Linked DNA regions of Mus musculus: region 1 is linked to region 2. The links are chromatin loops, found by intact Hi-C in ENCODE. Cell type or tissue: heart. All regions are shown on one strand. Links, peaks and the distances in the headings refer to the core of each region. The heading gives the core; the rest is flanking DNA. Region 1 overlaps Zswim4 (zinc finger SWIM-type containing 4). Region 2 has its middle 16 kb from the start of Ccdc130.

Region 1 (8,794 bases), core at 256-8,255, 56 kb after region 2:
TTCAATGAGGCAGATAAAAAAGTACTAAAAAGTACTGAAGATAATGATATAGTAGACTTCAGAGACTAGAACATAGTGGAGGCTCAGCGAGAGGAAGGTGAACCAGAAAGTGGGGGTACAGAAGGCCCGGCATCAGCAAGAGGACCCAGGTAAGGGGAGAGGAGAGCAGTGGAGCTCATGCTGGATCCCAGACTGGCTCTTGCTGTAGGGATTGAGACATGGCTGATAATTCTAGAATGTGGGCTTTAGACTGGAGACGGGATTATGAACTGAAGGTGAAGAATGTCAGGCAGCTGAACTGATGAATGGAAAAAAATGTGGAGAAACGAGGAAGCAGGGTCCCAGGGAGGGCCAGAGGGTTGACCATAGGAAGAGCCAGTTCCTGCCCTCACACAGAGGGCATCTGCGAAGCAGTGGTGTACAAAGCCAAGGGGAAAATAATGTGAAGACTAGATGTGGTGGCACACAGTTATAACCTCAGTGCTTAGGAGGCTGGGACCAGAGAACTCAAGGTCATGATCAGCCTGGACTAAACAGTGAACCCTGCTCTGAAAACCAAAACAGTCTTAGTGTGGAGGCACATGCCTAAGGCAGAGGTAGATGGATCTCTGTGAGTTCCAGGCCAGCTAAGGCGTCATAGTGAGACCCTGTCTCGCAACAAACAGAATGATCCCAGGCCTCAGTAGCTAGACCCAGGGAGAAGCTGGGAGAGAGTGTGATGCTTAGGCAACCATGTCCTGGAAGAGACTGTGATCAAAGGCCACGTGCAGAACAGTAGAGTGACTATAGTGACAAAAATTTACTGTGTCTTTTATAAAGAACTAAAAGGAAGAAGTTAGAGGCTTCCAAACACAGAAGTAATCACTGTGAACAGAGCTGGAAAAGCCAGTCGCCTGTTCTGCTCGTCATGTGTTGTGTTGAGGAACCGTACTCCATGGATGTGGATGGCTCCTGTGTGCTGATGAGGAGAATGACTTAAGTTAAAAACGAAATAAACAAGTTGTCAGGCCATGAGGTGCGGGCTCAGACCTCAGGCAGCAGATCTGGGAGAGAGTGCAGACATCTGAGGTCAGCTCTCAGAGTTGCTGTCATACATCAGGGGGTCTCAGTGAGGCTGAAGAGCAAAAATTAGAGCTAGAGGAGAAAACAGACTCTGAACCCCAGGCAGTAAGCCCAGTAGTTCTGAAATAGAAGAAAAGAAAAAGACCAGAGAAGGCTGGATTTAGGAAATAGGGAGGAAGGTGAGGAAAGATCTTAGCATTGAGCATGGAAAAGGACCAGTAGTGATGGAGCCAGAACATGAGTCAGACTTTATCCTTCACCTTCCATGATAGCTGGTCAAGGCTCAGCCAGGGTAACCCTGCCTGGCAGCCTCTGTACCCCTTTTCCTGGGCATAACCTAGCCACAGGCCCCATGGGCACCCCTGGTATGAGGAAGCCATGCCTTGCATGACGCATGTTGCATCAGGCTGCCCAACCAGTCGGATGAGCCTGACAGACACCCAGGACTGCCCAGGGCTTGCTCCATCATCCCCTTGCCCTCAAGTGCCACAGGCCCTTGGCATGTTCTTAGGAAGTTCAGAGCTTCTGAAGCTGTTGTAACCATAGCAACCCAAGGGCTGGGGAAAGCATTTCAAACATTGTATCTATGTTGATAATACTATTTATTGATCATTAGAATAAGGACAGAGCAGCAAGGGAGATGGCTCATTTGTTAAAGTGCCTGCTGTCCAAGTGTGAGGACCTAAGTTCAGTTGCTCAGCATCCATGTACAGTGTTAGATGTCTGTAACACACCACTGAGAGTGGGAGGACCTTTGTGGCTAGCTGGTTAGCCTAGCCAAGGACTAGCTTCATGTTTAAGGAAAAAAACCTGTCTCAGAGAATAAGGTGGAGGCCCAGGGAAGTTGCTCACTGTGTTTCTGTTCAGATGGGAGGGTAGCCTGGGACTCAGAAGCCCAGGAACCATAAAGCTCTAAGGGGAAAAGGTGTCCCAGCAGAAGGACATCCTCAGACATGGGGGCCCAGGAGCCACACAGCTCTGAGAGGAATGCTTCTTAGCAGAGGTGTTGCAGTTCCTGGAGACCAGGGTGGGGGGAGGGAGGGGTTCCCCCAGCTGAGCTGAGGAACTCAGGAGCCTCAGCCCTCCTCCACTTGTTTGCTTCTTCGCTTCTCTTCAGTAATTCTTTTCTTCTTGGTTTCTTCTGATGAGAGAGTCACACCAGGCAGAAAACCTCATGAAGGAGATTTCTTGTAGGATCCAGGTGTGGACAGATGAATCCAGGGATGGCTGCCCTCTGCTCCCAGGAGCAGACAGCAGGGAAATGAACAAAGGGCAGGGCTGTAGGATTTCTGAGGGGGTGGCACTTTTCAGGGCAGAAGTTTCCAGATTGAGGATTGGTGGTTTCAAGTCTAGCTTGGGGAGCTCAGGAATTGGTGGGGTTTCCTGTTCAGGCTTGGGTGGGTTCTCCTGCTCAAGGATTGGTGGGTTTGTGTGGGAAAATCAGGGATTAGTGGGGTTTCCTGCTCAGGGATTGGTGCCTTTTTTTCACCCCGTTTTCACTGCACCAGGCCAATGGGTTAGGGTGGGAAGTCCTTCCTGGCCACAGGCAGCTTTGTCTGAGGAGCCATCTCTGTGGAGCTGCTTAGGGAGGTTGGAGAGAAGATGTAGCCACCGTGGACAGCTCCTGCAGTGGTGTTTCAGGAAAGCCTTAGGCTAAGACAGGAAAGGTGTCCACCGTGGGCAGCTCTGGAGGGAGAGCTCCTGCCGAGGGGGAAAGGAGGTGCATCACCGTGGACAGCTCCTGTGACCGATGGCTGCAGGCAGAGGAGCTGTGGGGCACTGCCATTTTAACAGGAGCCGCCATTTTGACAGCTCCTGTCAGGGGCACCTTACCCTGCCTGTAGGCTAGGACAGCTGCTGCTGTGATGACTTTTGCAGAGCACCACTTAGGGACTTTACTCACACCTTTAATACTTTAATCCTGGCACTCAGGAGGCAGAGACAGGCATCTCTGAGTTTGAAGCCAGCTTGGTCTAAATGGCCTGTTCCTGAACATGCAAGGGTACACAGAGAAACCCTGTGTCAAAAAACCAAAGGTAAATAAACAAGGTGAAGAACAATTGAGGCCATCCCCCCAAAAAGATCAGGTGGTTTTTTTTGTTTTTTCCAAGACAGGGTTTCTCTGTGTAGACCTGGCTGTCCTGGAACTCACTCTGTAGACCAGGCTGGCATCGAACTCAGAAATCCACCTGCCTCTGCCTCCCAAGTGCTGAGATTAAATGCATGCGCCAACACGTCCGGCCTAAGATCAGGAGTTTGGATTTAACTTTATCAAGCCATTCTAAACGCTTGTGACTAATTCACCTAGATATTAGAGTGGCATGTGGAGATCATCGTTGCTGTGTGTGCACAGATGGTGAAACTGAGGCATGAATAGATTAAGTGGTCCATACTGGGCTTCTCAGCAGAATTGTGCATCAAGGTCTTGCTGGGGTGATCCAGTCTCCTCGGTGTATGTTTTGTCTTAGGGTTCCACCTGAGTGGGAACATCAGAGAAGTGGGGGGCCCAGGGGCGATCCCGTCTCCTCAGTGTGTGTTTTTTCTTAGGGTTCCACCTGAGTGGGAATATTCGAGAAGTTGGGGGCCCAGGAGAGCCAGAGCATCTCTACCACGTCTCCATCAGCTTTGACCGCTGCAAGATCACATCTGTGAGCTGTGGCTGCGACAATCGGGACCTCTTCTACTGTGCCCACGTGGTGGCGCTGTCATTGTACCGCATCCGTCATGCTCGCCAGGTGGAGCTGCGGCTGCCCATCTCTGAGACTCTGTCACAAATGAACCGGGATCAGCTTCAGAAGTTTGTGCAGTATCTCATCAGTGCACACCACACTGAGGTGCTGCCTACCGCCCAACGTCTTGCTGACGAGATCCTCCTGCTGGGCTCTGAGATCAACCTGGTTCATGGTGAGCAGAGGGAGGGAGGGGCCATGATGCCCTGCTTTGGGGGTGTGACACACTGAGAGACAGACACATCCTAAGGTGCCTGAGCCCAGGGCACCTGGGCAGTTAGAAACAGGGAAGTTGTAACACTGGCCTGTCATCTCAGGACTGGGGAGGCTAAGGTGGATTGAAACATAGTGCCACCCTGTCTCATGTTCAGAGAGAGAGAGGGAGGGAGGGAGGGAGGGAGGAGAGAAAGAGCAGAGGGTTAGTCCCAGGGTGAGGTGTTTCAGAGTCCCAGGGTAAAGACTTAAAGATGAGAATCACTGAGTTATGAATGAGGTGTGCAGTCCAGGAGGTATTGGAAGGGAGGGGTCTGCTGCTGGTTTGTTTGGCTATAATGGTAGAAAGGTAACAGTAATGGATGGGAACTAACTCGGGTCATGGGATGCTGGGTGGATTCTAGGAGGTTATGATTCATCACCAGGGTGAACTGGTGCCGTGGAAGAGTATGGGGATAAGCAGATGGGTAGATCAGTACAGTGCAGTGAGGGGACTAAGCGTTGGAAGGGTGGCTGGGAAGAGATGGCTTGCATGGGACTCTGAAAGGCCAGTGGGTATCCAGGGATAGTGGCACACACCTTTAATCCCAGCACTCAGGAGGCTGAGGTGGATGGATCTCTGAGTTTGAGGCTAACCTGATCTACATAGTGAGTTCCAGGACAGCCAGAACTATAGAGTGAGACCCTTCCTTAAAAAAAAAAAAAAGCCAGGCAGTGGTTGCGCACATCTTTAATCCCAGCACTTGGGAGGCAGAGGCAGGCGGATTTTTGAGTTCGAGGCCAGCCTGGTCTACAGAGTGAGTTCCAGGACAGCCAGGGCTACAGAGAACCCTGCCTCGAAAAAACAAAAAATAGACAGACAGACAGACAGACCAGTAGGTATGCATGCTGGGGACTGGTAGGTAGTTGTTCTGGGAGGAGCATGGAGCAGTGATAGGTGTGATGGAGGCATGTTTGTGGACCAGAGTAGCTCAGGAGTGCACAACATGACTGATGGGTTGATAAATCCAAGGCGAAGTAGTTTGAGTGTCGAGACAAGTCCAGATGGTGGGCAGGTGGAGTCATAGGATGAGTGCATACATTGAAGGTGGGCTGGAGGCAAGACTGGTGAACCAGGCTGTGTACAGAATGTGGGTGTGGAGGAACTGGTATGGAGATGAGGAGATGGATAGAAACTGGCTTACTACGGATGGGCGGTGTCTGGTAAGATGATGGATGAGGAAATGGATGAGTGACTGATGTTTTGTGGAAGATGAATGGATACAAACAGTGTTTCCATAGTACCTGACTAAGTGAACGAAGGGGCTTGTAGTGTTTGGGACCAATGCCTGGATGGACAGATGTATTCATGGTAGAATATTAGGTGGATGGAAGAGAATGGTGGAGGGATGGATGGTTGGATAAATGAGTGTGTAGAGGACAAATGGATGGGTGGTGAGTTAATAGGTGGATTGCTGGTATGGTGGAATGGATTGTGGACTTTGGAGGAATGGACACAGCAAGAGTGGACACTCTACTCTTGTCCCCGCAGGTGCCCCAGATCCCACAGCGGGTGCAGGCACAGAAGATGCCAACTGTTGGCATCTGGATGAGGAGCAGATCCAAGAGCAGGTGAAACAGCTGCTGTCCAATGGTGGCCACTATGGGGCCAGCCAGCAGCTGCGCTCCATGTTCAGCAAGGTGCCAAGGCTGGGGCTGGGCAGAGTAGAGGGCCCGCCTGGTATGCACTTCTCTTTCTTACCACTTGTGTCTCTGCACAGGTGCGGGAGATGCTTCGAGCACGGGACTCCAATGGGGCACGCATGCTAATCCTCATGACTGAGCAGTTCCTGCAGGACCCTCGCCTGGCCCTGTGGCGGCAGCAAGGTGCTGGCATGACAGACAAGTGCCGGCAGCTGTGGGATGAGCTGGGTGAGGCTCCCATTCATGTTAGCATCTGTGCCCCAAATCTCTTCTCTACTTAGCATTATTAAGTATTTCCAACATGCCAGCCACCTACTGGGTGCTGGAACTCCCAGAGAGAACAAAACACAAAAGTCTGGCTCTCCTGGGATTAATATCCAGTAGGGAAGATCATGATTAATGTTATATGTTTTGGACTAGGGATATAACTCAGTGGTTGCAGGCTTGCATAGTATGCATGCTCCAGCAAATGTGGATGGATATGTTCATGGATGGGGAGTGGATGGGAGGATCCATGCTTGCATAGATGGTTAAGTGCTACATAGCTTTGTCCCATGGTGTCCCACATCCTCCAAGGCACAGACATCTGGGATGCCCAGGGACCTGACGTAAAACCAGCCAGTGTTACAGAGACTTTGTACATACCCTTTCTGTATAGTTTTGTCTTGTTTTGATTCAGGCTGACCTCAAGCTCACAGTGTTGCAAGGGATGACCCTGAGTTCCTGGTCTTTCTTCCCAAGTGCTGGAGGGCTCACTGGTCACCACCAGAGATGGCTGGATTGGTTGATCAATTGATTGATGCTGAAGATAGAACCCCAGGTTCTGCTAAGCATGTACTGCACCCTGAGCTGGGACTCACTTGGTCCTTGGTGTTCTCTCAGTTACCTCCAGCTAACTTAAAGTGCAAGATCAGGGCCACAGAGATAGTTGTCATCATATTGTTTGAAGAATAATAACAAGAAAAAGATGGCTGTTTCTATCCAGTAAAGACACCATTTTTTTGTTTTTTATTAAGTCCTTTCAATTCAATCCATGGTTGATAGAATCAGCAGATGTTGGATCCTCTAATGTGGGGCTGAGGACTTTAGGCTACGCCACAGCTCACAGTTTTACAAAACTAAATAGTGTCTTCAGCTTTGTTGGGCCCCACCAGTGTAGCAGAAAACCAACCAGACCTCTGTCACATTGGGTGTGGCACAGCCAATGGTTGGATGTTTGTGTGTCAGGAACAAGGCCTCAGGATTGTTCCCAGCACCAGTGTGTACACAGTTACAGAACACGTAGGGAAGTATCCCAGTAAGACATAGCTATGGACACTTTCTGGTTTTAGCCAGTCTTGCTCTGTATAGCTCAGGCTGGCTCAGTTCTGCTTAGCCTCCTGGGTGCTTGATTACAGGCATGTACAACCTGCAGCTACTCCTGTTTCTTTGAACTTTGTATCATTTGCACAAATCTCAAAATAATCTTTTTTCTTTTTAATATTTTCCTCACCATTAAAAAATGTGAAAATGTGGCAGAGCTAGTTGGAAATACCCATAATACAGTACCTTGGGGTCTGAGACAGGAAAGTGGTGAGTTCCAAGCTAGCCTGGGCTACAGAGCAAGACCCTGCCTCAGAAGAAGAGCAGAGATAATCTTAACTTGATAGTCACTTGAAGAGAGATCACAAGAGAGAAAGAAACGCCAAACTGTGGGTTGACTTTATTGTCTGTACAGTGTTTTGCCCATTGGCTGCTGTGCGCTGTGTTAGATAGTAAAAGGCAGCGTCGACAAGGAGAAAGAAACAATGCAAAAGCACACTAAGCTGAGCAGGCGTGAGTCCTGGCTTGCAGCTCACATGCAGTGTGACCTAGAACAAGTGGAGTTTCTCTGCCGTACTTCAGTTCCCCGACCTAAGTTATATTTACTTATATTGTATATATATGTGTGGCTGTACCATAGTGCACATGTGTAGGTCAAGGGGCAGCTTTGTGGAGCTCTCTCCTTATGTGTGGGGGTCCGAGGGACTGAACGTGGGTCATCAGTCTTGATGGCAAGCACTTTTACCCGCTGTGCCCTATCACTGGCCCTACTTTATTTCTTTACCCATGGATAGGACACATGCCCAGGCTGCAGCAGCTGCTTATCAGCCTGTGTTAATGATGTTGGCCTGGATACTGAGTGTCTGTCTGCTCTTCAGGGGCTTTGTGGGTCTGTGTCATTTTGAGCCCACACTGCAAACCAGATGAGCGGTCGGGATGGCTGCAGCTACTTGGCACATGGGACAAGCTAGATGTGTGCCCACTGGAAGAAGGCAACTATTCCTTGGACATCCCCAGCCTACAGCCTGCTCTAACCTCCAGGACAGGTAGGAAGGGGCCTATTCTGTTTCCAAAAACCATCACCACTTACTCTAGTTCAGCCTACTGTCACCGCACTGTGTCCCAGGAGAGAGATGAGAGGGCCATCCAGAGGGAGCAAGTGCCTGGGGCAGGAGTAACGATGGTGCTCACTAGGCCTCCCGATAGCAAAGGATCAGTGAGAAGATGGACTGGGAAAAGGACAGGAACCCAGCGTGAGGGGCCATGCTGTGAGTGTGGGTGCGGCAAGTAAAGAGGGATACGGAAGAAAGGCAGTAGAGAGGTCAGGAAGAAGCAAAGATGGAGGAGAGAAGGGAGAGCAAAGAGGAAAAGACATCCCACCTGTGTGGCAGCACCATGACAGATGCCAGCCCCTTTCCCCTTGAAGATTTGTTTCAAGAACTCAGATCCATTACCTGCCTAGGGTGGAACCTGGGGTTGGCACCTGGGGGGAGCAGCTGGCACAGTGTGACTGCCAGCACCATCATTACACACTGAGCATATCTCCTGCAGGCTCAGAGGATGAAGAAGAGGTGACAGCCGCCAGCCCCCGCAGGACAGTTTTCAGCCGAGCACTGCAGGCTGGAGAGTTGCACTGGAATGACAGCCACCTACAGAGGATCCTGGCCAGTGATTCCTGTGGCCCCACCCTCACTGGCAGTATGGGAAGTGACAAGCCAACCTTTGACCCTCAGGGCCACCCCATCTGGCTGGGCGAACCTTTCCCTACTGCCTGTGCACGGGTGGATACTTTGCGGGCCCATGGT
Region 2 (8,794 bases), core at 610-8,609:
CACCATGTGGTTGCTGGGATTTGAACTCCGGACCTTCGGAAGAGCAGTCGGGTGCTCTTACCCACTGAGCCATCTCACCAGCCCCCGCTCAGCACACTCTTGTTTAAGCTCTGCTTTAAATAATAGCTTAGAGCTGAAGAGGTCAAGGAACCAATGTTCTGTTGCCTGTCATCAAATTCACACACAAACACACACATGCATGCACACGGATGCATACATACACGTATATGCACACAGACACATAATTAAAATTAATCTTTTTTTAAAAACCACTCTGACAAAGAGCCCTGTTGATACTGACTGTGTGACTGTGTACACTCTGACACAGGGTCCTTCCCGTTGATACTGTGTACACTCTGGCACAGGGCCTTGTTGATCCTGACTGTGTGACTGTGTACACTCTGACACAGGGCCTTGTTGATCCTGACTGTGTGACTGTGTACACTCTGACACAGGGCCCTGTTGATACTGTGTGACTGTTTACACTCTGACACAGGGCCCTGTTGATACTGTGTGACTGTGTACACTCTGACACAGGGTCCTTCCTGTTGATACTGTGTACACTCTGACACAGGGCCCTGTTGATCCTGACTGTGTGACTGTGTACACTCTAACACAGGGCCCTGTAGATACTGACTGTGTGACTGTGTACACTCTGACACAGGGCCCTGTTGATCCTGACTGTGTGACTGTGTACACTCTGACACAGGGCCCTGTAGATACTGTGTGACTGTGTACACTCTGACACAGGGCCCTGTTAATCCTGACTGTGTGACTGTGTACACTCTGACACAGGGTCCTTCCTGTTGATACTGTGTACACTCTGACACAGGGCCCTGTTGATCCTGACTGTCTTGTTTCTCAGGAACTGGCACAGTTGCAGTGGTTGACACTAGTTAGGAATGGTTCACTGCATCCCATAGTGCCAATCTGTGCTGCCTTCTTATCTTGAAAAACCTAACTCTGTGCTTGGGGTATGATGAACCTAGAGGCCACGAGTTAAGGCTCAGTGCAGGGGGAGGTACTGGCAGGTGCTGGGAACCCCTAAGATATGTAGATTTGGGGTGTCGCTCAATATATAATGCCGCCCAGGTTTAATTTTTTTTAAATGATGTGGGCAGGCAAGGTGGGCAAAGGTGAGCAAAGGGGCTTGCACCAAACCTGAAGACCTGAGTTCCATCTCTAGGACCCCCGCAGTGAAAAGAGTCGACGCCCACAAGTTGTCCTCTCACCTTCTCATGTGTGACACACACACACACACTAAGAAAATTAATTTAACTTAAAATTAAAATAGTAAATTAATTTCACCCCATTAAAAGCATTGTGTGTGGGGGAAAAAAAGAGAACAAAAAAAAATTGTGTGTTTTGGGCATTTTTGGTTTTTGATTGGTTGGGTTTTTTTTGTTTGTTTGTTTGTTTGTTTTTTATTTTTGTTGTTGTTGTTGTTGGTTTTGGGGTTTTTGTTTTGTTTTGTTTTGTTTTGTTTAGTGAAAAGGGGGCTAGAGAAGAACACTTGCTATGGATTTGGGTCCCAGCCCGATGCTGGGCAGGTCACATCCACCTATAACTCCAACTCCAGGGTATCCAGTGCCCTCCTCTGGCCTTTTGGGGCACTGCACTCATCTGTACACAGACCCACACATAAATCATAATTCTTTTTAAGTGAGAATAAAAAAAAAAAAAAAAAAAAAAAACTTCCTGAAAAAAATGATCTGGCAGAGACTGAAGGAAAGGCCATCCAGAGACTTCCTCACCTGGGGATCCATCCCATACACAGTCACCAAACCCAGACGTTATGGTGAATGCCGGAAAGTGCTTGCTGATATGGCTGTCTCCTGAGAGGCTCTGCCAGAGCCTGACAATACAAAGGCAGATGCTTGCAGCCAACCATTAGATTGAGCTCAGGGGTCCCCGATAGAGGAGTTGGAGAAGGGACTGAAGGAGCTGAGGGAGTTTGCAGCCCCATGGAGGAAGCAACAGTGTCAACAGGCCAGACCCCCCAGGGCTCCCAGGGACTGGACCACCAACCAAAGAATACACATGGAGGGACCCATGGCACTGGCCACATATGTGGCAGAGGATGGCCTTGTTGGACATCAGTGGGAGGAGAGGCCCTTGGGCCTGAGGGTGTTCAATACCCCAGTGTAGGGGCATGCTGGAGGGAATGTTATCATTCAGAGGAACACACCATACAACGTGTATATATATACACATGGTGTTTTTATTTGGGTAGTGTCTTAGTCAGGGTTTCTATTCCTGCACAAACATCATGACCAAAAAGCAAGTTGGGGAGGAAAGGGTTTATTTGGCTTACACTTCCACACTGCTGTTCATCACCAAAGGAAGCCAGGACTGGAACTCAAGCAGGTCAGGAAGCAAGAGCTGATGCAGAGGCCATGGAGGGATGTTCTTTACTGGCTTGCCTCACCTGGCTTGCTCAGCCTGCTTTCTTATAGAACCAAGACTACCAGCCCAGAGATGGTCCCACCCACAAGGGGTCTTTCCCCCTTGATCACTAATTGAGAAAATGCCTTACAGTTGGATCTCATGGAGGCATTTCCTCAACTGAAGTTCCTTTCTCTGTGATAACTCCAGCTGTGTCAAGTTGACACAAAACTAGCCAGTACAATTGACCCCTTGTCAACTTGACACACAAAAACATCACTAGTAAGCCTCAACCCTTAGTTCTTATTCATCTCCAAGATCTTAAATAACTTTAAACGTCCCACAGTCTTTACATATTCTTAAAATTTCAATCTCTTTAAAATATCCATCTCTTTTAAAATCCAAAGTCTTTTTACAATTAAAAGTTTCTTAACTGTGGGCTCCACTAAAACAGTTTCTTCCTTCAAGAGGGAAAATATCAGGGCACAGTCACAATCAAAAGCAAAAGTCAATCTCCAACCGTCCAATGTCTGGGATCCAACTCACGATCTTCTGGGCTCCTCCAAGGGCTTGGGTCACTTCTCCAGCCAGGCCCTATGTAGCACACGCGTCATCCTCTAGGCTCCAGATGCCTGTACTCCACTGCTGCTGCTGCTCTTGGTGGTCATCTCATGGTACTGGCATCTCCAAAACACTGCATGACCCCTTCAGTCCTGGGCCTTCAATTGCAACTAAGGCTGCACCTTCACCAATGGCCTTCCATGGCCTCTCACAGTGCCGAGCCTCAGCTGCTTTGCGTGACCCCTTCATGCCTTCAAAACCAGTACCACCTGGGTGACCCTTACATATTACCAAGTCCCGCTGCAGCAGGAGTACAACCTTGGCCATCTCTGGAACACAGCCTCTTTGTTCTTTCAGAAAACACTTCCCAGAAGATGTCACCTCAATGATGCTGGTCTCTTCTTAATCACCACTAATTTCTTAGCTCCAGCTAACCAGCATCAATAGTCCCAGTAATGCAAAATTTTTGCTTTGGTAGTTCTGGTATCTTATTAATCACAGCTGATTCTTCAGCCCCAGCTAACCAGAACTACAGAATCTTCACAATCAAAGCAGCAATGGCCCTGAAAAGAGTCTTTAATTTTCCCTCTGAAATTTCACAAACCAGACCTCCATCTTCTGCACCGTTCTCAACATTATCTTCCAAGCTCCTACACAACATCTGACAGAGCTCTTAACAACAAATGGATCTTCAAGCCCAAAGTTCCAAAGTCCTTCCACAGTCCTCCCCAAAACATGGTCAGGTTGTCACAGGAATATCCCACTCTGCTGGTACCAATTTGTCTTAGTCAGGGTTTCTATTCCTGCACAAACATCATGACCAAGAAGCAAGTTGGGGAGGAAAGGGTTTATTCGGCTTACACTTCCACACTGCTGTTCATCACCAAGGAAGTCAGGACTGGAACTCAAGCAGGTCAGGAAGCAGGAGCCGATGCAGAGGTCATGGAGGGATGTTCTTTACTGGCTTGCTTCCCCTGGCTTGCTCAGCCTGCTCTCTTATAGAACCAAGACTACCAGCCCAGAGATGGTCCCACCCACAAGGGGTCTTTCCCCCTTGATCACTAATTGAGAAAATGCCTTACAGTTGGATCTCATGGAGGCATTTCCTCAACTGAAGCTCCTTTCTCTGTGATAACTCCAGCTGTGTCAAGTTGACACAAAACTAGCCAGTACAGGTAGTGTTTATGGGTGGTGTGTGTGGTATTGAGTGTATGTGCATATACATATGTGTGGAGTATGTTTATATGTGTGGATGTGTTTATCTATGCTATAGTGTATATGGTGTGTATAAAGAGATATGTGGCTTGTGTATATGTCAAGTATTGTATTTGTATGTGTACATATGTATTGTATGCATGTGTATGTACATATGTTCGTATGGTGTGAATTGTGTGTGGTATGTGTATTATGTACATGTATGTGTGTATATGAGCAGATATATATGGATCTGTGGTGCCAGAAGAGGGGATCTAATGCCCTCTCTGGCTTCTGTAAGCATCAGGCACATATATGGTGCACACGCACACGCACACGCACACACACACACACACACACACAGAGGCAAACAATCTGATATGCAAAATAAAATCCCTTTCATTTTAATGTTTATTTTATGCATATGAATGTCTTTGTTGGTTGGGTTTTCATGTTTGTTTGTTTTGTTTTTTTGTTTTTGAGACAGGGTTTCTCTGTATAGCCCTGGCTGTCCTGGAACTCACTTTGTAGACCAGGCTGGCCTCGAACTCAGAAATCTGCCTGCTTCTGCCTCCCGAGTGCTGGGATTAAAGGTGTGCGCCACCACTGCCTGACTCATATGAATGTTTTATTTGCGTGTATGTCTGTGCACTGTGTGCATGCCTGATACCCATAGAGGCCAGAAGAGGGCACCAGATCCCTGGGAACTGGTAAACAGCTGTGAGCCACCTAGAAACTGAACCTGGACCCCCTGCAAGAACATGAAGTCTTCCTAACAACTGAGCCACCTCTCCAGCCCTTAATTTTTTTTTAAGGAAAGTAATCTTGTTCCGTTGCTATCTTGGATAGTAAGATCATCAAGATGGAGACAGCCCTGTGACTTGGCTGCTATCATAATGGTATCATCTTGATGGTGAGGACCATATAACTTCATTGCCATCTTAGTTAATAAAGTCACATGGCATAAAACACCAATCAACATAAACACCCATAAAGTCACATGGCATAAAGAACCAAAAATATCAAGTTTAGGGGAAGCACCCATAAACCTTCAGGAGATCAGCAGGCCCTTAGGATTTCCTGCACCACAGACAAGCATATGACCCAATCTTTTTGTTTGCTTGTTTTGCTGCTTCCGGTGTGGAACCCAGAGCCTTGTACAAGGTGAAGCAGTGGTCAGCCACACTCCCAGCACACCCCCTCTCCTCTTAGGTCTGTTAGACAGTTACTTTATTTTGTTTACACAATGTTTTTGTAAGTGTCAGCTGTGTTGGTGAAATCAACCCAGTGTGGCTGCCGTCCTGGAATTCTGCAGCCTTCTAAAAAATTCTATAACTTTAAAAATCCAAGCTCTCTCTACAAATTCAATGTCTCCTTAAAGTTCAAAGTCTGTCAACTATATTAAGCTAAAAAAAAAAATCAGTTACATACATTCTTAGTCTAAGAACAGGGCACAGTTTTAGTTAGATCAAAGTAAATTCAAAACCCAGATGTATACATAAACTCTTTAATGTGTCCAGCATGTGGAACTCACACTCTTCTGGGCTCCCACAGGGCTTCAGCCCCGCCATTTCTCTGCCTCTTCCATCTTCAGTACAGCTTGTCTCATTAGGCTCCAGGCACTGCCGGCTCGTCATTACCCCTCAGTCCTTCAGCTTCCGTACTGCTAAAAACTCTTGGGTGGGTTGCCGTGAACGCAGAGACAAGGACTGATGACATGTCAGCCTGGAGTTTTCTCCAAGCAGGTCTGTGGGGGATGGGGGTTGTTCTCTGTGTGGGTGGGGCTGCGGGGGGAGGGGGAGGGCAGACTGGGTTTCTCAGCTTGTGCGTGGGAGGGCAGGGCTTCCAGCCTAAGAAACATATTGCAGGAACAGCCCTGAGAGTCTTTGGGAGACTCTGAAACTTCACAAGCCAGACTTCCACGGATTTATCTCATCATTCTTATCTTTGAAGCTTCCACACAATAGTCATTAAACTTGGAATACGGCTTTTTTTAGGCCCAAATTTCCAAATACTTCAACAGCCATCCCAAAATAATTCAGTCAGATCCGTTGCAACAATTGCCCACTCTCAGCTACCAATTTCTGTGTTAGGTTTCCACAGAAGCTAATCCCTGGGCCAAGGAAAAAAGGTGCGATTTCTGGGTCCCAGGAAGAAGAGGAGGGGGACGAGACAGAGAGAGGTCTTTTCAGCCAGACTTTGGGGAGAGGAGCATGAACCATGTAAGGCCTGGGAGCAACTAGAACTGGTGGTGGTCTTCGCCACCTGCGGAATTTTGATATAGGATAGCTGATGAGTTTAGAACAATAGATCCTGTGCCTAGCCATTGAGTTATCTGGCTAGTATTTAAATATTAAGGTTGTCTGGTGTTTTTCATCTGCAGCAACTCAGGTGGGCAGGAGAAAGGACACAGCCATGGGGAGGTCTTTGGCAACTGGCTGAGCTAGCTGTGGGGTGATTGGCTGGTGTAAAGTAATCGCAGCTCCCTGGGTTCTTGGGAAAAGCAAGCTCTCGAAAAAGAACAAGCACATTTTTAAAATTACACGCAGCAACTTAAAGCTATGGTGGAGTAAAGTATTTGTTTAATCTTACAGTTGACCCGCCATCATGAACAGAAGTTGGGACAGGAACTAAAGCAGAAGCCATGAAGGAATGCTGTTTACTGGCTTGCTCCTGGAGGCCTGCCTTGTCATACTGCCCAGGAGTGACACTACTCACGGGGCCTGAGGCATCCCACGTCAATCACTAACCATGAAAATGCCCGGGAGTAGACTCCTACAGTCTGGTGTAGGCATTTCCTCAGGCAAGTCTCCTATTCCCAGATGTCACTTAGCTGTGTGAAGCTGACAGAAGATAGCCAGCACAATGCCTTTTTGCTATGTGATTCGGTAGATGGAGCCTGGAGTCCTCTTGACCCACGGAGCCAATTCCTGTGTTTGCCATAAATTATTGAACCCCTTCAGCAACCACCCCCTGGCTTTTCACCTCCATACAGCTGTTGTTCCCATTCAGATAAATGCATTATTATGCCTGATTCTAACAAGTAAATTACAGTGGTGGTTTACACCCATGGCAGGGGGCTTGTTTGTGGGAAATTATGGTGTTTAAAAACAAGGCACCCTAGTGTGTGCATGAGAAAAAATTAATTAAGACCCAGGCTCTATGATGGGCTGGGAGTGTAGCTTAGCTGGTAGAGCGTTTGCTTGGCATGCACCAGTCCCTGGATTTGATACCCAGGATGCATGAGCACAGGCACGTGCACACACACACACACACACACACAAACACACGCACACACACACACATGAGGCACATGCACTATGTCTAAAGTTTAGGACTCTCCCAAGTGCTCCTATCAGCTCTTTAGCAGTGGTTGATTTCTTTCTAACAAAAGGCTGTTGCTTCTTCCTTCAGTGCTCTCCAGCATCCACCTGCCTGCAAAAAGCAGGAACTTGAGGCAGTTGGATAACCCTCTCTGCCTCCATCAGGATCCTACTGTATAGCCCAGGTTGGCCCCCTGAGTGCAGAGATGTCACCATCCAGCCTCTCTTCAACCTTTCAATGCAGACTCCCAGTCAGGACTCTGCAGGGAGCATTGAATCCCCTAGAACTGAAGTTACAAACAATGGTGAGCCATCGTGTAATGTGGGTGCTGGGAATCAAACCCAGGTCCTCCGGAAAAGCAGCCAGAGACAGTGTGTGTGTGTGTGTGTGTGTGTGTGTGTGATATATACACATGTCAAGGGGTGTGTACGTGTGAGTAGTCAGGCCAGAAGTCCATGCCAGGTGTTTGTCAACTGCCTATTTTCTTGAGGTAGCGTCTTTCATTGAGCCTGGAGCTCACTGATTGGCTGGCATGACTGGCTAATGAGCTCCAGGGTTCTGCCTGTCTCTACCCTCACTTCCAGCACCAGGGTACAGATCTATGCTGACATGCACAACTTCCACATGGGGTTGGAGTCTGAACTCAGGACCTCATGCTGCACAGCCGGCACTATGACTGAGCCAGCTCCCTATCCCAGGATCATTCTTTTTTCTTTTTTTTAAAGATTTATTTATTTTTATTTATATGAGTACACTGTAGCTGTCTTTAGACATGCCAGAGGAGGGCATCAGATCCCATTACAGATGGCTGTGAGCCACCATGTGGTTGCTGGAAATTGAACTCAGGACCTCTGGCAGAGCAGACAGTGCTCTTAACCACTGAGCCATCTCTCCAGCCCCATCATTCTTGTTTGGAGGTTGTGCACAGGGGTTTTGAACTCTTTGGGCTAAAGCTTCCTTTGTGATTTCTCTTCTTGCAGAGCCCCCAAACCTGCCACGACTTTGATGGAAGGTGTCTTTCTACATTTGAGAGGGAGCTTTCCTGTTAATCATCTGTGCTCCTCCCATGCGCATGTCCACAAGCTAAGTCAGTGGTATCACTAAGTACGTGTGGACCACAATCCTTTGTGTCCTGCTTTTCTGCTGTTACAAGAGGGGCAGATTTGTAAGCAAATGTCCCTTTCAAGGTTTTGTTTACACAAAGGACTTTAGAAACCAAATAAACGAGGGGTGGTTGAGGAAAACTGAAGCATAGACTCCTCTCCCTCTCTCTCTCTCTCTCTCTCTCTCTCTCTCTCTCTCTCTCTCTCTCTCTCTCTCTCTCACACAC

The links. A loop is a pair of places that touch in the nucleus more often than their neighbours do. Peaks named below come from ENCODE experiments on the same cell type or tissue, not always from the same donor. Only the 100,000 strongest peaks of a DNase experiment are listed, where the experiment ranks them.
Region 1: it touches region 2 in a loop (2.0-fold over the local background); 4 of 42 quality-filtered maps call a loop at or near these places.

What each region holds. Positions count from the first base shown.
Region 1 is chr8:84,225,913-84,234,706 of GRCm38, reverse strand. Zswim4 (zinc finger SWIM-type containing 4) reads left to right here. Exons shown (of 14, transcript NM_172503.3): 3 at 3,610-3,966; 4 at 5,536-5,684; 5 at 5,765-5,915; 6 at 7,868-8,035; 7 at 8,541-8,794. Among named protein-coding and RNA genes, the nearest start is that of Zswim4, 6.7 kb to the left of the region's middle. In heart, for the core only: a CTCF peak has its summit at 3,758 (motif pointing right); no DNase peak of the experiment used is centred there.
Region 2 is chr8:84,281,896-84,290,689 of GRCm38, reverse strand. No RefSeq gene overlaps it. Among named protein-coding and RNA genes, the nearest start is that of Ccdc130, 16 kb to the right of the region's middle. In heart, for the core only: CTCF peaks have their summits at 1,609 (motif pointing left) and 4,827 (motif pointing right); DNase peaks (open chromatin) are centred at 4,829 and 5,829; H3K4me3 peaks cover 513 bases; H3K27ac peaks cover 489 bases.